2 separate regions of the Mus musculus genome follow, and region 2 is linked to region 1. Evidence: chromatin loops called from intact Hi-C (ENCODE). Cell type or tissue: left cerebral cortex. All regions are shown on one strand. Links, peaks and the distances in the headings refer to the core of each region. The heading gives the core; the rest is flanking DNA.

The links. Hi-C counts contacts between places; a loop is a spot of excess contacts. Peaks named below come from ENCODE experiments on the same cell type or tissue, not always from the same donor. Only the 100,000 strongest peaks of a DNase experiment are listed, where the experiment ranks them.
Region 2: it touches region 1 in a loop (5-fold over the local background); 4 of 42 quality-filtered maps call a loop at or near these places.

The regions. Positions count from the first base shown.
Region 1 is chr2:91,560,161-91,568,498 of GRCm38, reverse strand. It overlaps Ckap5 (cytoskeleton associated protein 5), which reads right to left. Exons shown (of 44, transcript NM_001165989.2): 9 at 7,588-7,692; 10 at 5,656-5,745; 11 at 5,386-5,550; 12 at 4,051-4,179; 13 at 2,696-2,878; 14 at 249-362. Among named protein-coding and RNA genes, the nearest start is that of Snord67, 32 kb to the left of the region's middle. In left cerebral cortex, for the core only: no CTCF peak of the experiment used is centred there; no DNase peak of the experiment used is centred there.
Region 2 is chr2:90,690,840-90,699,177 of GRCm38, reverse strand. Nup160 (nucleoporin 160) reads right to left here. Exons shown (of 37, transcript NM_021512.2): 9 at 6,048-6,125; 10 at 5,249-5,346; 11 at 2,454-2,538; 12 at 1,250-1,318. Among named protein-coding and RNA genes, the nearest start is that of Nup160, 18 kb to the right of the region's middle. In left cerebral cortex, for the core only: no CTCF peak of the experiment used is centred there; no DNase peak of the experiment used is centred there.

The DNA.
Region 1 (8,338 bases), core at 251-8,250:
GTTTTTTTGTTTGTATTTTGGTTTTCGAAGACAGGGTTTCTCTGTAGTCCTGGCTGTCCTGGAACTAACTCTGTAGACCAGGCTGGCCTTGAACACAGAAATCTGCCTGGCTCTGCCTCCCAATTAAAAGCATGCTGGGATTAAAGGCATGAGTCATCACTGCCCTGCAAATTTACTGTTATGTTAAAGAACTCAGGAAGACCTCCAATCCCCTTGGGGCCTTTATCTCTTTCCTGTGTAATACTTACTGAGAGTTCTGGCTCCACTATTTCTTTGGTCTCCAATCCTTTCTTATTCTTTGTCCCGGCACTTGCTGAGCCACCTGGTGCAGTTGTTTTACCTTTCTTAGATGGTCCACCAGCCTAAAAGAAAAATTTAAAACCACAAACTACTTACAATTTTATAAAAGCAATTTTTGTTTTGTTTTTACATATTTTGACTCTTAAAGATCTTATTAAAATGATATCACCTTAAAAGTAAACAAAAGTTTATTGTCCACAGAATTACCACAACATTGACCATCCATGGAATATTTGGCTAATTTGCAGGCTGCATATTAAAATTTTTGTTAATAAAACAATCGAAAACATGTAGCTGAGCAGGTACTAGGCAGAGAGGCAGAGAGGCAGAGAGGTAGAGACAGAGGGTCTGTGAGTTTAAGGTCAGCCTGGTCTACCCAAAAGAGTTTCAGGACAGCTAGGGCTACCCAGAGAAACCTCATCCCCCACAAACCAAACAACAACAACAACAAGATCCTGAGTGCAATTCCCAGTAACCATCTATAATGACATCTGATCCCCTTTTCAGGAATGCAGATATACACGAAGATAGAGCATTTGTGTATATATAAAATACATAAAAAATAATAAAACAAATGAAATAAAAATGATGAACTGGGGTCTAGCTGGAGAGATGGCTTAGTGCTTAAAAGCATTTGCTCCTCTTAAAGAGGACTGTTTCTCAGTTCCAAACAACCATATCAGAAGGATAATTGTCTCAAACTTCTGAACACCATTCTGGCCTCCATAGACAACCACCACCTCACATGCATACATAAAGTCTTTATAAAAAATAAACTGGAGCCTAGCAGTGGTGACACATTCCTTTAATCCTAGCACTCATGAGGCAAAGGCAGGATCTCTGAATTAGAGGACAGCATGGTGTACAGAGTTTCAAGACAACCAAGACTACTAGACAAAGAAGCCCTGTCTTGAAAAACAAAAATCTGGAGGGGTCAGGCACAGAAATACATGCTTTAATTCCAGCATTCAGGATGAGGCAGAGGGAGACTCAGTTGGATCTCTAAGTTGTAGGTCAGCCTAGTCTACATAGTTCCAGGACATTCAGGGCTATATAAAGAGACCCTGTCTCAAACAATGACAACAACAAAAAAAAAACCATCTGGAATTATACTATATTTACAGATTAATTTGAGATTAAAAGTTGGGTCTTCATTGCCTCTAATAGCACTATTTTTAAATCTTTATATTTATCGCTATTGTTCGTATGGGTGTACACCCACTCCAGAGCTCATGTGTGGAAGTCAGGCAACAAGCTTTGAGGGCCTGATTCTCTTCTTTCACCATGGGATCTAAGCACTGACCTCAGGTCACCAATACTGATGGCAAACATCTCTGATCTTTTATTCTGGGGGCTGAAGGATCATGGGATGGAGCAGACAGACACACTATTTGAAGGTCAGATGAAGACTTGAAGAATCAAGTTTTCCTTCCTTGGAGAGGAAGTCTTTATTTTCATCACATATGTCCTGGTGATCAGGTCATCAACCTTGGCTATGTAAATGAGCTATCTCTATAGTCTAAGCTGTAAACTTAAAAAAAGAAGTGATTAAAATGTTTACCGTTTTTTTAAAAAAAATAAGGCATGTTACTACTATTTTTATTCCTAGTCAGATATTTACTCTTCTTGTTTTGTTTAGGTGTTTTTTGTTTTTCTGTTTTTTTCGAGACAGGGTTTCTCTGTGTAGCCCTGCCTGTCCTAGAACTCACTTTATAGACCAGGCTGGCCTCGAACTAAGAAACCCACCTGCTTTTGCCTCCCAAGTGCTGGGATCAAAGGTGTGCGCCACCACTGCCTGGCAGTTTAGGTATTTTTGAGACACATTTCTGTGGAGCCTTGGCTGTTCTGGAACTCACCCCATAGACCAGGTTGGCTCCCAAGGGCTGGGATTAATGGCATGTACCATCACTACCTTGCTCTTAGTCATAGTTTTAAAGAAAAAAAATTACATTATTAACGTAGAGTGTGGGTGTATCCTTGTTCATTAATTTTTTTCTCCTTCCATCGTGTGAATATGAGAGATTGAATTCTGGTTATCAGACTTGGAGCAAGCTCTTTTATCCACTAAGTCAACTTGCCACCTTATAGGCAGGTTATAAAGAAAAAGTGTAGTTATAATACTATGTCTTTATTAAGATTTGCCATGTAGCCAAGGAATCCATTTCTCAAATTAAGACATATTGGAAGAATACCATGAATATGAAACCTAGTCTCTTATCTTACTAAATTCTAATTTTTAAGCCATCTTTTAAGCCAAGTGTGGTAGCACACATCAGCAACTCCAGCACTTGGGAGATTGAAGTACAAGGATGACTGATTTCAAAGCATCCTAGGCTACATAGCAAGCTTCAGACCAGCATGGATTACGAAGTAAGACCTTGTCACAAATATTAACCTTAGCAGTAGGTGTTTTTTTTAACGGTCCTGGTTTGGGTCCTGAAACATCTTTTGTGTCTTTGTCCCCTGCAGCCCCTGATGCTGCAGCCCTTCCAGGTAGAGGCTTGGATTCCTTCTTTTCAGTTGCAAGTCCAGATTTTTTACCATGAACCAGTTCTACTTTTTCTGAACATTCTTTGATCTAGAGAAAGCAATATGAATATCATTATATTCCAATAACTTTAAAACATAACCATTACATTATTACTTAGAAGTCATTAAGCCACAACCATACCAAAAAAAAAAATCAGAAAATATTGTTGGTTTTTTTTGTAATTCTTATCTGTAATTTTCTTGGCAGTGCATATATGTGTTTTATTTTTTCATAAAGTAAAATTACAAAAGTACCTAAACAGCCATGATTTTGATGAAAGATATTTACACTAAAGAAAGACATTTCTGTATTACATTCTCTATAGATTAGTTATTCAGTGTTGGTTAGGTTATAATTGGAAAGATATTTTTACTATTGTATCACTGTAACTAAGATTAAAATGTCAACAAATTTGTTCTGAAATGTCATTAGAGAATAAACTGAAGAACTGATGTCAATTATCAGTGGTTTTTGTTTTGTTTTGTTTTTGTTTTTTTAGTAATACAGAAAGGACAAAATTAGTAACAAAAAATGCCCAGGGAGCACCCTCCAGAACTAATTTCAAATACATGCACATGTTTGGGACAGAAATTTTTTTTTCCCTACAGAAACAGGCAAGCATGAACCAAGCTTGGTGGTACATGCCTTTACTTCTAGCACTTGGGAGGGAGGCAGGGGTATACAGATCTCTGAGTTCGAGGCTAGCCTGGTATACAGAGCGAATTCTAGAACAGGCAGAGCTACTTGAGAAACCCAGTCTTGAAATTGTTTAACAAACAAAAAACCCACAATAACAACAAAAAAAGAAACTAGCAATAAATAAACAAAAATTCACAAAATCATGTTAAGTACTACTCTGAAATTTTATTATCTTTTACTTTTTGATGGATTCATATATAAATACACACACTCACACACATACAGTATATTGTAATTACTGGCATACTTATCTACTCTTAACTTTCTCTCATCCGTATTACTCACCCTCTTCCATACATGCACCCTTTTCAACATTCATGCCTTTCTGTACTGTTCTGTGACATACTGAATTTAACCAGGGTCATGAAACTGTCCACTAGAACATGGTGGCTCATCACTGAGGGCAACTGAATTCAGTGTCTGTCACCTCTTCAGAATCTATCATTATACAACAGTTCAACAGAGAGGGATAAGGTAGGTTTGCAAAATGCAATGCAAAGAGACAACCATTACTAACTTACCCTATCAAGTTTGAGTTTGTCAACATCAGCTAAAAATGGGTTTACTGATTTCTCACCAACCACCTTCAAAGCTGTACCCAGTGCTTCAAATGCAGCATCTCTGACTTCAGGAGCAGAATCATTGATGTGCTACACAGAAGTAAATGATGTTTAATACAATGAACTCTATAGTTACTACGACTTTTATTCAGAACTATAGTTGCTGGGTGAGAATTTTCCCGTTATAATTTACTGAGGTTTACTGCAAGCTTTTCTTTTGCCAATTAACAGTTAATCTTCCACATTTTTTTCTGGATTTCAGAAATCTTTAGTTAATTTACCTAGTTAACTAACTCAAATAATAATTTAGTTATTCACCAAGTAAATGTCAATTTTTTGTTTTTGTTTTTCGAGACAGGGTTTCTCTGTATAGCCCTGGCTGTCCTGGAACTCACTCTGTAGACCAGGCTGGCCTCGAATTCAGAAATCCACCTTTCTCTGCCTCCCAAGTGCTGGGACTAAAGGCATACGCCACCACGCCTGGCACTGTAAATGTCATTTTTTAAATGTAAATTACTTTCTTTGATGTATAAGAATGTTTTGTATGCATGTATGCATGTGTACCATGTGCATGCCTGGTCCCCACAGAGGTCTCAGAAGAGGGAGCTGGAGCCCTGAGAACTAAAGTCACAGATGATTGTGAACCACCATGGAGGTGCCAGGAACCATGCCTGGATTCTTTACAAGAGCAGCTCTTAACTGCTGAGCTATTTCTCCATCCTCTGTAAGTGCTTTAAACATTGTTTACATATATACACACACGCTATGTGTACATTTATGCATATATGAATGTCTCTTCCTTCACCTTTAAAGGAGATCTGGGGAATTAACTTAGGTTACTATGTGGCCAGTCTTCACCCTCTGAGCCATCTTGCCAACTCACCATGTTTTCTTTTCCTTTTACCTTTTATCTAAAATGCCCTATTCCCAATGACCTTCACACACTCTAGTTTGATGCTTATTCTTGGCGAACCTGTTATCCTTCAAAGGTAGAACATGACAGCTACATATCTTGGGTTCAGAGTGTTTGTTCATTTAAAGATCACAATCTATAGCATTAAAGTCATTATATATAACTAGTAGAAAAAATATATAGCCGGGCGTGGTGGCGCACGCCTTTAATCCCAGCACTCGGGAGGCAGAGGCAGGCGGATTTCTGAGTTCGAGGCCAGCCTGGTCTACAAAGTGAGCTCCAGGACAGCCAGGGCTACACAGAGAAACCCTGTCTCGAAAAAACAACAACAACAACAACAACAACAACAACAAAAAATATATAAATAAACTACCCCCAATTACCTTAAGTAGAGCAGCACAAAAGGGTTTTAGTAGACTCTTCGGCAATGTAGAGGAAGTGCAGTGACGAAAGCTTCTTGCAATAAAAAGTGATGTCTGCTGCTTGATGGTGGGATTTTTATTATCCATTACTGCTAAGACATCCTCACTGATGTTCTGTAGTGTGGTCTTTAGAAGAAAATGGCAATGAGCTTTTTCAACTTTAAATTGTCAAATTATTACAGTGACAACATGTATTAAGACAAAACCGAAAGTTCCATGCCATCAACTTACAGTGAGGAAGATTGCATCAATTGCCTCCTGCAGGGCTTGTACCACTTGAGGCTTCTTTTCTTTGAATTTTTCCAAAATTGTTGGCACAACCTGTAAAAGATGAACAGCTACACTAATACTCTAACAAGTATACACGAAGTACTGTAGGGGACAGCGAGACAAGATAGCTTAGCAGTTTAAGAACACATGCTGCTCATGAACAGGACCCGTTTGGTTCCCAGCACCCACATCATAGCTCACAGCTATCCTTAACTACAGTTCCAGGAGTTATAATGCTCTCTCTGACCTCCACAGGCACCAGGTACTCGTGTGGTACACAGACATACACGCAGTCAAAACACTCATACACATATAAGTAATATTAAAAAGCAAGAATGAAGTCCTAATATACACTATAGTATAGCTGATTCAAAATTTTCAAAATTAAGCTAAGTGAAAGCAAGCCAGTCACGGATGACCACACATTCTAATAGTCCATTTATATGGAATATTCCCCACAGGAGTAGGAAGTGCTCTTAACTGCCCTGCCATTTGTCTGACAATTTATTACATATAATTTTTTTGTTTTTTTGTTTTTTCGAGACAGGGTTTCTCTGTATAGCCCTGGCTGTCCTGGAGCTCACTTTGTAGACCAGGCTGGCCTCGAACTCAGAAATCCGCCTGCCTCTGCCTCCCGAGTGCTGGGATTAAAGGCATGCGGCACCACACCCGGCTTACATATAATTTTTAAAAAGGAAAAAAAATCCCAAATTAAGCAGATAGAACCATCTTAGCTAGACAGTAAGTTAAACAGAACCAGTAAAAACTCAGGCTAGAAGGGAAGGCAATCAATCACTCAACCATTGCTTAGCAAATTAATGTCAATTTTAAAAGTAGTTTTCAGTCGGGAGCCAGGGATACAGAGACTTCATCCCACCCTTGCCTCCCCAGAAATAGTTTTTTTCATTTGCTTGGTTCTTTTTGTTTTTTAAGACAGGATTCTCTGTGTAGCCCTGGCTGCCCTGAAACTTACTCTGAAGATCAGGTTAGCTTGAAATTCAGAGATCTGCCTCAGAATTTCAAACTGGGATTAAAGATGTGCACCACCACAAACAGCTAGGACTTTATTTTATTTCCATAATAATAGGCAGCACAAGTCATTTTTATTTGTTAGTATCTACTTTAGTTTTAGTTCTCAGAAACTATCTTTAATACATGAATTAGCAGTCTCCAGTAAGGCTACATATTAACAATAAAACCGACAACTGCTAAAATTTCAGAATGATAACTCATTTTAGGTAATTCAGAGGCTACCAATACCTGTCATAGTTAAAGAAAACATCTCAATTTATTAAACTCTATTACTAAACTTGATTGATACCTAATTTATGGTTTACTATAAACATTTTCCCCCTAGGGTCAAAGTGGTTGGAAAGACAACCCAGGACTTTATGCATGCTAAGTAGATGTTTCCACTAGAGCAATAATGCAAAACCCCACAGGTTTTACAATTTTATTTCAACTACATGTATTTCATATTTATAAAAGCAAAGAAGGATATACTAAGTAAATAATAAGCAAACAAGTCAACTAAGTACTTCAGGCCAAGTGTCTAATTTTTACACAAGTCTTGGGAAGAGCTAGACTGAAAATATATATGAAACCAGTGAGGTGTTTACTTCGTCCAACACAAAGATTTTTGGTTTTGTTTTTTCAAGACAGGGTTTCTCTGTGTAGCCCTGGCTGTCCTAGAACTCACTCTGTAGACCAGGCTGGCCTCGAACTCAGAAATCCACCTGTCTCTGCCTCCCATGTGCTGGGATTAATGGCATGCGCCACCCCCGCCTGGCCAACACAAAGATCTATGCCAAGAGCTGTTTTAAAATATAAAACAAACTAGCCTACCATTTCTGATAATTTTTCAGACTTACATCTAAATAGAATATTACTTACATGTCCTGCATATTGTCCAAATTTCTTTCTGAGCCCAACAGCTAAGCCAGTAAGACATTTTGCTGCCAAAGCTACCAACATGACATTGGTGTCCTTTCCAACAACCTGTAAAGGTGAAAAACAAAAGAAAAGTCATAACCCGGTAGAGAAAGGGGTACTAGAAATGAAAATATATCTTCAAAATAACTCTTCAAAAAATATTATACCAATAGGTAACCAGTTTTATTTCTTACAAAAGAAGAAAATCTTAATAATTATGAATTTATAAGCCTCCACTATGTGGTACTCTTGCTGCTGTTGTTGTTGAAGGGAGAGAAGGAAAAGAAAGAAACAAAAAAGAGTGAGAAGGGCATACTGAGTGGGGATGCAGCTCAGTGGTAAAGTGCTTACCCAGCACATACTGAGGCTCTGGAATAAAACCTAGCATCAAGAAACACAAAAGGAAAAACCAACATAACAAATCCTTGACCCTCCCTAGGGACACATGGCTGCCTGTACTGCACAATGTACAGAGAAGCTGGAGGTCTATTGTCGTTACTTTGGAACAGAAAAACCAAACAAACATATTTCCAAAGGACACAGGGCAACAGCTCTGCTGTAAATTTACACCATACAAGCATTAATACAAACTGCTGTGGTTATCGCAAACCTCACTGTGACCATTCCTATATAAGCCATTTAGTTACACAGGTGACTGAGTTTTCCTTTCATTCCCCCATAGAAGAGTCTCCTTTAGCAAAAACTCTACAGC
Region 2 (8,338 bases), core at 227-8,226, 870 kb after region 1:
AGATTGTCTTTAAAACACAGAACCGGGCAGGAGGTGGTGGTGGATCTCTGGGAGTTCAAGGCCAGCCTGGACTACAGAGCTGGTTCTAGGATAGCCAAGGCTACCACAACGAAACCCTGTCTCCCCCACCCCCATATACACACACAAAAGGACGTGCAGAATTGGTTCAGTGTTAATAGCACTTGCTGTGGTTCTTGCAAAGGACTAGTAGTTCAAGTCTCTGTACCCATAGAGATGTTCACCACTTCCTCAGGCACAGGAGGCATGTGGTACACAGATACACATGCAGTCAAACACTCATAACACAAAATAAAATAAATCTTAAAAAACCAAAAAAACTCACAATAACAAGAAAGGGGAAGAGAAGAAAGTAGAAGAGAAATTGTTCATTCATATTTAGAAAAATAGTAAGGATTTTTTTTTTTTTGGTTTTTTGAGAGAGGGTTTCTCTGTATAGCCCTGGCTGTCCTGGAACTCACTTTGTAGACCAGGCTGGCCTCGAACTCAGAAATCCACCTGCCTCTGCCTCCTGAGTGCTGGGATAAAAGGTGTGCGCCACTACACCCGGCAATGGTAAGGATCTTAAGTGGATCTGCTGTGTACACAATTAATCCCAACTACAGGGAGGTGGAGGCAGAAGGATCAAAAGTTCATGGTCTGCCTCAAAAACTACACAACAAATAACAAAAAACACTTTTTGTAAAATAGTAAACAACGTTTAAGTCATGACTGAAAACAAAATATTTTCTGAGACAGTTTCACTATGCAATACAGACAGCTGCCTCTAATTCACTACTCTTCTGCTTCGGCCTCCTGAATCTTGGGATTGTGGTCATGCATTATCACACATAGCTTGAAGCTAAAATATTCTGAGTCACCTATACTTTGCACCCAGAACTTGGCCACTCACTATACTAACAAAAGGGTATAAACAACATATAACCAATCATAAATAACCTAAAAACTAATCTTTGAATCTCTTTCAAGGATAAAGCTTACAAGCAGTGAAGAGTAATTTCTGTTTACAATAGTGTTGGCATACAATCTGGACTGTGGCATGCTCCCCTAATTACTTGGGAAAGCATTTCCTACTCCTATCTCTCAGCCAGGATTCTTATTTTGTGTAAAGAATGTTAAAACAAATTACAATAGTATTTATAAACACACACACACACACACACTCAATTATACAATCTAGCAACACAATCAGGAATAATTCGAAGTAAACATTAGATATTTTCTTGCTTACCTGTAAAGCTTTACATAAAGCTGCATTTATGAAGTGTCCTGGTGTAAAAAGGCTCCGCAAATACATTTCCTATTAGAAAATTAAAACAAAAGCTATTATGATTCTGAAAGAGATGAAGCTGGGAAAAATACAAAGGAATCGTGTGAACCCAGCATGTGGATTTCTACCCCAGGAACTGGACACTCTGCCCTTCTACACTTGAGCAACAACAAGCTGCACTGCAGAGACATGCTTTTACAGTGTCAGTGGAGACTGCAATGCTCTGGGGGTCAAGCTGCTATATCCGCCTGAATGGTACACATTTTTATAGAACACTACTGGGTACCACTGAAAAACAAAGGTGCCAGCTGTCAATCTTAAATACAAAGGGTGGACCCAGCCTGGTGGTGACAGGGTAAAGAGCAGTTAGAACAAGTTGATTTCAAAACCATCTTCACAAGGACTCACATATAAAAGAAAGTGACAACAGGTAAGCTAAATCAAAATTTAAAGTGCAGAAAACTCACAAGAGTATATAGACTAGAATAGAAAACTGCCATGCTGCCTCACTATTTTTTTTTTTTTCCTTTGAGACAGAGTTTTTCTGTATAGCCCTGGCTGTCCTCGAACTCACTCTGTAGACCAGGCTGGCCTCAAACTCAGAAATTCGCCTGCCTCTGCCTCCCGAGTGCTGATTAAAGGCCTGCGCCACCACGCCCGGCGTGCCTCACTATTTTAACAAGTCTTGAACCAGATTTGCTTCTAAGCATCAAGTCTGAGTGACCAGGTTCTTTCCTTCTGCTGAGCTTCTCGGTGGTGATAACATGAGTACAGTGGAACAAAAGGCTAACATCAGGGTGTGCCGCCAGTTGTTATTAATAAAGTAGTAATAAGTAACCATTTCCAAGGAGCTCTAAGGAGTAACACTCGAACACCATTCAATTTCAGATACTTAAAGTGGGTTTCCAGGAGTGAAAATCCTACTCATTTCAGCTTAGCTCACTAAGGATCAACTAGAAACTTTTTTTTTCCTTTTTTCCAGACAGGGTTTCTCTGTATAGCCATGGGTGTCCTGGAACTCACTTTGTAGACCAGGTGGGCCTCAAACTCAGAAATCCACCTGCCTCTGGGATTAAAGGCATGCGCCACCACTTCAGTTGGGTCAAATGACCTCAGGGTAAAAACTAATGCAAGTGGTTCCTACAATAACAGTTAACATACTTACTCTGGGGTCTTGATCGTCTCTGATGACAATTTCTTCTTCTGGTAGAGGCTGCATAAACACTGGATTCCACTGACCTGCAACATTACTACAGAAAAAACGTTCAAAAGTTTACCAAAAACTGTCTACACACTTTGGCAGTATCTGAGCAGGAACGGCCTCATCAGAGAACCCATCGCAACCAACCACAACTTTATTACTAAGCAGTTTTCTGTCCTTACATCTGTTCTTACTCTCTGTGTGTCTGCGCGGGTGTAAAGGTGTGCATGTCCTTGTGGAGGCCAGGACTCAATGCTCAATGTCTTCCTCAACTGTTCTCCACCTTGTTTTAAATGATCCACGTATTTTATTATTATTATTATCGTGTGGTGAAAGCAGTTACACAGGTGCCACAATAGCTGTATGGAGGTCAGAGGGACTCTTCCAAACGTCTGCTTTAGCCTTCTAGCACGAGTTCTGGAGACTCCCTCTGGTTGTTAGCCCCCACAGCAAGCACTTCCACTTACTGAGCTACTTCACTAGCCCCTGACCTGAGTTTTTTGAGACAGGGTTTTCTCTGAATCCAGAGTTCATCAATTTAGCTAAGCTCAGAAACCCTCATGTCTGCCTTACCAGGGCACCAGACATTCTAAGCCTGCACTGCCTGACTGACTTGCTTTTACATAGGAGCTGGGGATCAAAACTCAGGTCGCCATAAATTCATCGCAAACACTGCCAAATGAGCCATCTCCCAGACCCAAAGTTCTATGTTTAACAGGAAGCATCCTCAATTTAAAACCTGAAATATAAATCTACAAACAGCTGATTTTTACTATGTACTTAAATTTACTAGATATTATGTAAGATGCTATTCTTGACACTATTCTATTCATGTTTGCCTTACAATCTCCTTCAAGAATGTATTACCTTCAATCTGTAGCTGAGGAAATGAGTCCTTTTAAGGTCTTTCATGCTGGTAAGCTGCTTGAAACCCTGAATCCAGAGCCCGGGCCTTCTTGTTTGATAAGCTGTGGTTGTACCCTGTAGCCCTAAGTGGCTTCAATCACTCAATGTACTTCTGGGCTCAGCTCCAAGCTCATGGTTTTGAATGATACCCATAAGAACTAAACTAGTATTTTTCAAGGTCTGGCTCAGGATCAGAATAGACCTTGTAGTTCTACTCTGAAGTTTAGTGTTGAGGGTTCAATTTGTTTAAGTGGTTCTTAAAGGAATCTTACAAGGAGATGCTTCACACTTGATCTTAGCCAAAGGCGAATGAAGAGTTTCAGTGGTTATGTATTTTAATAAGAAAAAGTTTAAAGCCGGGCGTGGTGGCGCACGCCTTTAATCCCAGCACTTGGGAGGCAGAGGCAGGTGGATTTCTGAGTTCGGGGCCAGCCTGGTCTACAAAGTGAGTTCCAGGACAGCCAGGGCTATACAGAGGAACCCTGTCTCGAAAAACCAAAAAAAAAAAAAAAAGAGAGAAAGAAAAAGAAAAAGTTAAACTCTGTTTAGAAATATATTTGTAAATATAAAATTTGTTTAGATTAAGCTCAGTGCTGTGGTGCACACTTTTAACCCCAACACTGGGGAGGCAGAGGCAGTGGATCTGAGTTTGAGGTCAGCCTGGTCTATAGGAGTTCCAGGACAGTCAGGGATATTCAGAGAAACCCTTGAGAACCAAAACAATTTAACATTATTTTTGAATCACATATATGGTATGTGTGTGTCCATGGGACTGTACGTGTCCTGGGAAGCAAGAGGGCTATGACCCTCTGTAGCTGGAGTCCCAGGCAGTTAGTTATAAGCCACCCTATAGGGGTGCTGGGACTCAACTTCAACACTTTCTAAGAGCAGCAGTCTGAGTCTTAATTGTTGAGCCATTTCTCTGAGACCACAGCTAAAAAGTTAAAAGTAAACCAATGTACAATAAGTAAAGTATATTTAAAAGTAGAGGTTATCAAAACATAAAATTGTGCAATACAAGGGCTGATGAGATGGCTCAGTGGTTAAGAGCACCGACTGCTCTTCCGAAGGTCCTGAGTTCAAATCCCAGCAACCACATGATGGCTCACAACCATCTGTAACAAGATCTGACACCCTCTTCCGAAGTGTCTGAAGATAGCTAGTGTACTCACATATAATAAATAAATAAATCTTTTTTAAAAAATTGTGCAATACAACTTTTCATCCTAAAATACTAGTTTTGTTCTATAGCTCATTTTCGCTTCTTACTCATCCTCTCCTTCTCCCTCTCCCTCCCTAAAGGTATCACATATTGCAGGGGAGCCCTGAACTCACTATGTAGCTGAAGATGGCCTTGGATTTCTAACCCTCTTGCCTCTACTTCCTTCCTTCTGGAACTGCAACCATGCTTGTATGAGGTGCTGGGCTCTGAGTGCAAGGAAGGCACTCACTGAGCCGGATTCTGAGCCCTGAAGCTCATTTTCTCAGGAGGAAAAAAGTTTCCTGTTTTAAAAAGTTTCAAATAATCATACTAATTCAATCTATCTTTGATCTTTATTTAAGAAGATTGAGAATAAAAAAGAACTTCAATGTTTTTGTTAAGTTGTGGGCATGAGGACATTAGAGTATTAGCAATGAGATTCCAAATTACTGCTACTGTTTTGGGGGTACCTCTCCTAAGAAATATGCTATTTTATCTTAGCTCAATCCTAAGCATATTTGATTTCCACAAAATCCAGACAAACACATCAGAATCCTTTGAACTAAGTATTTGGCTCTACACAGAAAAGGTCTCATCTCAGTATGGTGCTGCCTAGGGTAACATAGGAAGAGAAAGGTTAAATATTCCATACTGTTCGAAGTTGATATATTTCACAATTGTTTGGTTCTCAGCATCATGCCACAGGGCCCAGATATCCGTTGAGGTTAAGGCAAAATCGACTAGTGTCTCCTAGGAAGAAATGGGAAAAAGTAAGAAAGAAAAGGGAGCAGAGACTAAGTTTGTATTGACAAGAGAACAAAATGCATGACAGCACAACATGCCCCATGAACTTGATAAAATCCAACTTAAACTGTTTCTATGCATGAAGAGGGGCTGGAGAGATGGCTCAGTGCTTCAGAGCACTGGCTGCTCTCACAAAATACTCTGGCTCAATTCCCAACACCCACATGCTGGGCTCTCAACTGTCTATATATGAAGTACCTTAAGACTATAACCCTGGGGCTGGAGCGATGGCTCAGCAGTTAAGAGCACTGACTGCTCTGCCAAAGATCCTGAGTTCAAATCCCAGCAACGACATGGTGGCTCACAACCATCCGTAATGAGATCTGTTGCCCTCTTCTGGTGTGTCTGAAGACAGCTACAGTGTACTTACATATAATAAATAAATCTTTAAAACAAAAAAAAGAATATAATCCTATGATAACAGAATGGGGGTAAGGAATTTTGAGACAGTCTCTGTGAGACTCTACTTGGCAATTACAGAAAGTTGCTAAGTTGGTTTGAAACTCCTGTGTTTAAATGACCCTGTCTCAGATTAAAAAAAAAAAAGAAAAAAAAAAGCTATGGTTACCGGGCAAGCAACCTCCCCAGGGTATAGCCAACACTTCCTTCCTGCACCTGTGTGAAATGCACAGGACGGTTTAACTTACCTGAGAAGTGAACAGGGAAGAAATGTGATCTAAACTATAGCGATTATTCTCAGTGCTCACCAACTGGAAAACGCAGAACTGTTGAAAAGCAAGTTAACAGATCATTACTTCATACAATCACCATGTTATTCTTCTAAGGAGAGAATTCACAATCCTCCTGTCTCTGAGTGCTGCAAATACAGGTGTGTGCCACCAAGCTTAACTAAAATATAACAGTTTCCATCTTAACCATTTTTAAGAATGCAGTTTATAGGGGGCTGAAGAGATGGCTCAGCTGTTAAGAGTACTAACTGGTCTTCCAGAGGTCCTGAGTTCAATTCCCAGCAACTTCACAACCATCTGTAATGGGATCTGATGCCCTCTTCTGGTGTGTCTGAAGACAGCTACAGTATACTCATATACATAAATTAAATAAATCAATCGTAAAAAAAAGATGCAGTTTATATATATGACATTGCTGTGCTACCCATATGCAGGACGCTGCATTTTGTAAAATTGAAACTTTACTCCCATCAAAAACTTCCCACACACGTGTGCAAATTTAAAATACATAATATACAAAATATAAATACTATGTATAAATTATATATAAACATATAAAAGTATTTTTCGTAAATGACAGTTGAAGTCTAGGTTTAGTTCAGTGGTAGAGTCACTGACTTAAGTGTGCAAGGCCTTGGATTCAATCCCTTACACTAGATGAAAAGACTAAACAAAAACAAAGAAATTAAGGCACAAGATACTTATAAATAATATTTTGACAATTTTTACTAAAGAAAATTCACTGTGTACTGACAATGCAATGTCCTGTGTGTCATAAGTAGGCAAGTACTCACAGTAAGTTAAAATCTTTTTACATTTATTTAGTGTATGTATGAGGATTCAAGTGTGTGTGGAGGACAACCTGCAGGAATTGGTTCTAGGAACCGAGCTCAGGCTGTCAGGCATGGATGCAAACACTGGGACCCACTTAGTCATCTTGTCACCACCCTCCTTTAGCCGCTTTTTAAAAAAAGTTTTTTTTTGAGACAAGACCTATTGATATAGCTTTGGTTGTCTTGGAACTATGCAGGCCAGGCTGGCCTCAAACTCAGATTGGCCTGTCCTTGCCTTCCAAGTGCTGGGATGAGAAGCATGTGCCACCATGCCTAGCTTTAAAAAATGTTATTTTTAGAAAGAGAAAATTATAATTTTTTCCGCCAGTAGTGGGGATATAAACCTAGGACTTTACCCATTGTAGGTAGTTTTACCACTAAGTTATAGTCCCAGTGTCACAAGCAAGCTATAAGGGAAAAAAGTAAACACTGGCTTGTCTTCTGAGAAAAAGAGGTGTATGAAATATGTAGGGGGGCTGGGGATGGCTTAGCAGATAAGAAGACTTACGGAAACTGGGTCCCATCCCTTGTACCAGACAGCTCGCTAACTTCAGCTCCAAGGAACCTGACATCTTCTAGACTCTATGTCACCTGTCCACATGTGTGTGCATACTCACACAAACACATATGGACACACAAAAATAAATCTTAACAAATAAAAATAAAAGGTCTATGTAGGGGATGAAGGTATAGTTCAGTGACAGTGCAAATGTGTTTGTATGAAGACCAAAATTAAAAAAATGTTGCACACTTTTAATCCCAGCACTTGGATCTCTAAGTTCCAGTTCAGCCAGTGAAACTACAGAGTCTGTCTCAAAAAACAACAAACAAACAAAAACCACAATAGAACTTAAAGCCACAATAACTCCCTAAAGAATTAGAATTCACCAATTTACTGTGGTATCTGTTATAGTAAAAATAAATGTTTTATTAAAAAAACTATCTATCCTGTTATATATTTATCCTGTTAAAAATTTATCCTGTTATATATCTATCATTACAAAAGTATATACTAAGTAGCAAAGTAAAATGTGTACTGTTGAATGTAGCCCAAACAAAACAACAAAATCCAGAAAATTCCAGTTGAGTGCATGAGTTTCTCAAATGACTTGTGACAAAAAGTGAGTTTATTCCACTTTTTTCCTTCTGGACAGTCTTATGATGTCCCTCAGTGTGGCCTTAAAACCATGGCAATCCTCTTGCTTCAGCCTCTGAATGCTGTGATTAAATATCTATTACAAGCCCGGGCGTATTTAATTTCATTAATTTAATTTCTTATTTACTTAGTATTCGTGTATGTTGTAACATGTGCAAGGTCACTCAGAGAACAATTTTAAGGAGGTTCTCTTCTACTGTGTATGTCCTGAAGATCTGATTCAGGTTGTCAGACATGAAGGCAAGTTATGAGAATTTCCA